Regions from separate parts of the Homo sapiens genome. Here region 2 is linked to region 1. Evidence: read pairs that join two places in POLR2A ChIA-PET (ENCODE). Cell type or tissue: HepG2. All regions are shown on one strand.

Evidence for each region. Peaks named below come from ENCODE experiments on the same cell type or tissue, not always from the same donor. Only the 100,000 strongest peaks of a DNase experiment are listed, where the experiment ranks them.
Region 2: POLR2A ChIA-PET joins it to region 1 with 5 read pairs; 2 of 35 experiments call an interaction of 5 or more read pairs at or near these places.

The regions. Positions count from the first base shown.
Region 1 is chr2:128,324,921-128,327,420 of GRCh38, forward strand. No RefSeq gene overlaps it. Among named protein-coding and RNA genes, the nearest start is that of HS6ST1, 7.3 kb to the left of the region's middle. In HepG2, no CTCF peak of the experiment used is centred here; a DNase peak (open chromatin) is centred at 999.
Region 2 is chr2:128,161,562-128,164,061 of GRCh38, forward strand. The region is part of intron 25 of UGGT1 (UDP-glucose glycoprotein glucosyltransferase 1); the gene reads left to right. Among named protein-coding and RNA genes, the nearest start is that of UGGT1, 72 kb to the left of the region's middle. In HepG2, no CTCF peak of the experiment used is centred here; no DNase peak of the experiment used is centred here.

The DNA of each region.
Region 1 (2,500 bases):
TCCTACTGTCGATTTGTGGGAAGCACCCTATCAGCATCCGCATATTCAAAACCAGCTACTCGGCTTCTCCTGTGTGCCAGGCCCTCCTGTGCGCTGGCCTCCTCTGTGCATGATTGTATTCAGTGCTCTCGGCTGCCCTATGGGCATAATTCCCTCATTTCTCAGGTCAGGGAGCTGAGGCTGAGCAGAGGATAGTGACTTGGCCAAGGGGACAGTGTCCCCTCCCTGGTGAGAGCCTTGGTTGAGGGTCCTCTCCACCTTCCCATTTCCCGACTCCCAGCCCTTGGAGAAACCCAAGTCCTGGGCTCCTGGGCAGAGCCTAGCCCCCAGCCCCCAGCCCGGCCTGGACCACGTCCTCCTGCCGGGTGGGGTTGTAAGGTGCCCTGCTGCTGGGCTGTTCCTCCTGTCCTAGGGTCTTGACGCGCTTACCTTCCTCTTCCATCTTTCCACGCCCTCCTTTGACTCTATCTCTGGTGCCATTTCCAGGGTTTGTAGCTGAGCTTAGAAGAGGGGAGCTGGAGAAATGGGTCTATACCTCCTTGTCCAGACCAGAACTCAATCATAGCTTTTTCTTTTTATCTGCTCCCATCTTCTTGAGAGCCCATCCCACTGTGTGGCAGAGAAAACCTGTATTACTTCCATCCTGTAATCCCAGTCTGATCCAATAATTGTTAGGCTCTATTTGATTTCTTGACTTTTGTTTACGAAGAGTTTAAATTCACACAGAAGTAGAGAGGGTAGCACAGTGAGCCAATTCCTGCCCTTACCCGGAGTCTCCGGCTTCCACGGCTGGCAGCACGTGCCTGTCCCTGCTGCAGCCTGCCCTCTCCAGCGGAGCACCAAAAGCCAACCCAGGACAACACAGGCTTTCCCTGCTAGTGCTGCCCTCTGCTTTCTAGCTTCAGGTCACCCTCGGGCCCTGTCTCAAGGCTGCTTGGTCCCTACTCACACACCCCAAGAGAATGTGTGGTCTTCCGAGATCTGAATTCTTTGGGAGTCCCAGAGGGCCCCAAAGCAAGAGCAAAGGGCGAGGTTCATAGGCAGCGGCTGGCCCCGGTGTGAGCTGGCCACTGTCCAGCTAGGGAGGCTGATGGAGCCTGCTTGGCGTGCCATGGGCACAGGCACCAGGCCTGCAGCTGGCAGGACTCTGGGCCTTACCACAACCCCCAGACCTGGCTGTCATGGGAAAAGCCCAGCCCCGGTGGGCCATGGGGGGGCCAGCCTGCCCCTGCCCATACCTCAGTCAAGCTCTGCATCCCCATTTGAGGCATAAGAAGCCTCTGGGCTCTATTTCTGCCACAGAGAAACCCAGGAAGGACAAACTCAGCCCCTCTGCTCCACCGTGTCTATCCTGCTGGGCCTGCCCTGCAGAGCAGCCTATACCCAGAGGCTCCTAAGGGCAGACAGAGCCCCTCACAGACACCTCTGTATTCCAGGACATCTACTCCTATCTTGAAATATTAAGAGATAAAAGATTTACAAAATCCTCATCTCAACAAAGTCTGCCTTTCAAGCCCGTGGGCCAGGTGCAAACTCAGAAAGCCTGGTTTTGGAATTCTAAAGCCGAGTTTTCATTCTTGAGAGTCCAGGCCGCCTGAGGCAAAAAGATGCCTCCTGCAGAAGAGGGAGGTGGCAGGACCAGGAGATGCAAATGAGATGGGTGTATTCACATATTTCAAACAATGTGATCAAGTTGTACAGAACTGAACACACACACACCAATGAGAGCAGGCAGAACTGGGGAAATCTGAACAAGGTTGCTGCTGTCCCCGTGTTATAGCCTGCTTGAAATACTGTGCTGTATTTCCACAGGATGTTAGCCACTTGCCACTGGGGGAGACTGGTGAAGGAACTCAACTGCGTGCAAACCCACAGTTATAATAAAAAGTTTAACGTGAAGAAAAGCACATCTGACCAGGTGCAGTGGCTCCCGCCTGTAATCCCAGCACTTTGGGAGGCCGAGGCGGGCGGATTACCTGAGGTTGGGAGTTTGAGACCAGCCTGACCAACATAGAGAAACCCCGTCTCTACTAAAAATGCAAAATCAGCTGGGCATGGTGGCACATGCCTGTAATCTCAGCTACTTGGGAGGCTGAGGCAGGAGAATCGCTTGAACCCGGGAGGTGGAGGTTGTGGTGAGCCGAGATTGCGCCATTGCACTCCAGCCTGGGCAACAAGAGTGAAACTCTGTCTCAAAAAAAAAAAAAAGAAAGAAAGAAAAGTACATCTGCGTCTGGAGGGAGTGGGCATCACGGTGCCAGTCTCCTGGCCCTGTGAGGCCTACAGGGTGCACCGTGTGGGCCCTGCCCACCTGCCGTCTGATCAGTACTCATCAAAGGTGGGTATGAATGATGGAAGAGCAGTCCTGTCCAGGCACCTGCTCTGTTCGCCCGAGACTCCCTGTGACTGCAGCCCAGTGCTGGCCTGCGCCTCCCAGCCTTGGCCTGTGGGGCCTGGTCTGGCTTGCTGCCCTGGCTGGGACTGCCAATGAGAGGGGCAG
Region 2 (2,500 bases), 160 kb before region 1:
TTACCTGGAATACTTATGTAAAGTGATACTTTTCATCATTATCTATTTGGTTACCCTTCAGTTTTATTTTGTTCAGGAAAGGAAAGGCAGTTTAAATGTTTCTTTTATTTACCAGTGCAGAATACTGAGTTGTTTCCCTTGTATCTTCAAAGGTGATGATGAATTGGTTGTTGTCGGTTTTTAATTTTAATTTTCAGTGTTATTATAAGCTGATGTGTTTTAGTGTGTTATTTTCTTAATGGAAGAAAATAAATTGTTTGGATGGACCCTGGAGTCCATTGTTACATATATGTAGTTTCTGCATTAAATATCAAATGACTATGTAGTTGGAGGATCTATTTCTATGTTTAATTGTTTGAGGAACCACAATACCTTTCCCACAGTGGCTGTACCATTTTACATTCCCACTGGCAATGCTCAAGGGTGCCGGTTTCTCCACATCCTCACAACACTTGTAATTTTCTGGGGGGTTTTTTGTTTGTTTGTTTGCTTTTTATAATAGCCATCCTCGTGGGTATGAAGTGCTGTCTCCTTGTGGTTTGATTCACATTTCCCTAATGATTGGTGATGTTGAGCATCTTGTCATGTGCAGATTGGCCATTTATATATCTTTGGGAAAATGTCTATTCAAGTCTTTTGCCCATTTTTAATTGCGTTTTTTTTTTTTGTCGTTGAGATGTAGCAGTTCTTTATACATTTTGGATGTCACTTTCTTACTAGATACATGATTTGTAAACATTTTCTCCTATTCTGTGGAGATGTGTTCTTTGATGCATAGTTGGAGGATATAAAATTTTAAAGTTCTGCTTGCGAGGTTGCAATGAGCTGAGATTGCGCCACTGCACTCCAGCTTGGGTGACAAAGTGAGACTGTGTCTCCAAAAAAAAAAAGTTCTGCTGGGTTTTTTTCTTACATCATCATGCTGCAGAGTTCAAGAGCATGTTTTAGAGAAGTGTTGACTTGGATAGCTGTCAAAGTCAGCTGTTGCCATGTCTTGTATGACCTGGGAAGAAATCTTTTCTCATTTTGGCCAATACTGGGGCTACAAATAAGGAGGATCCATCCCTCTTACCTCAGTGGCTCCTGAGTGATGCCCCTTGTCCCGACCTGTGAAATGCTTCCCTGATGTAGGTCAGGAGGTACTCGTGACTCGAAGCAGCCATGTCACAGGCATAGGCTTGGTGTGGCATGCTGTTGGACCACTGCAGGGAGCTCCTTGGGGTCTTCTTGGGCTATATAACTGCCAGACTGTGCCTAGAAGACTTGCCTTTTGCCAATGAGAGATGGCTCTCGATCTTTCCTGGGTGAATTTAGGGAAATCAGGTAGTCATGGGGCCAAAAGACTAATGCTAAAACTCTTAGGCTTCCCAAAATTACCTTGTCTGCATCAGGTTTTCATTAGCGCCAGAGCTGCTCCACCTTGGAGTGGCCCCCTTCCCCGTGACAGCCACAGCTATCATTCATGACCCAGTCTGCATCCCCAAGGCTGCCCTGAAGCTTGGCTGTGTATACTTTGATCATTGTTCTTCATCAGCCTTCAGGGAGTTTCTTGTTGGCCTGCTCACTCCAGTCCACGTAACCAAGTGCCCCTTGACATGTTTTGTAACCGTGTTGACACATCACAGGAAGAGAATGGCCTGTATTATATATATTTGGCATTTATATTGAGAAGTTGAACCAAAATAGTTAATTTTATATATTTGCTGGGTTCATAGGAAATGTATGTAGGCTTAATTACAGTTCAAATACATTCACAGTGCTCTTTTAAAATTCTTATTCAGGATTTAGTCTTTGGTTCAGCAAATTGGAGTGTTTTTTTTTTTTTTTTTTCAGGTTTAGTTCAAGATCTTTTTCAGTTAGAAATCAATTTTAGGCTGGGCGTGGTGGCTCACACCTGTAATCCCAGCACTTGGGAAGGCCGAGGCGGGCGGATCATGAGGTCAGGAGATCGAGACCATCTTGGCTAACACGGTGAAACCCCGTCTCTACTAAAAATACAAAAAATTAGCCGGGCATGGTGGCGGGCGCCTGTGATCCCAGCTACTCAGGAGGCTGAGGCAGGAGAATGGCGTGAACCCGGGAGGCAGAGCTTGCAGTGAGCGAGATCGCGCCACTGCACTCCAGCCTGGGCGATAGAGTGAGACTCCGTCTCAAAAAAAAAAAAATTAATTTTAGAAGAGGCAGGGACAATAAAATTCTTTTTAAAGTGGTTTACTTCAGTGTTAATTGTAATAGTGAAATTAGAAACAACACAGATGTTCAGTAGTTGGCTTAATATTTAGATTATTTTGTATCCATAAATGTAACATTATGCAGTCATAAATATATTGAAATAGGCTGGGCACGGTGGCTCACACCTGTAATCCCAGCACTTTGGGAGGTTGAGATGGGCAGATTGTGTGAGCCCAGGAGTTCAAGACCAGCCTGGCCTGTACTAAAACCCTGTCTGTACTAAAAATACATAAAAATTAGCTGGGCCTGGTGCTGCATGCCTGTAGTC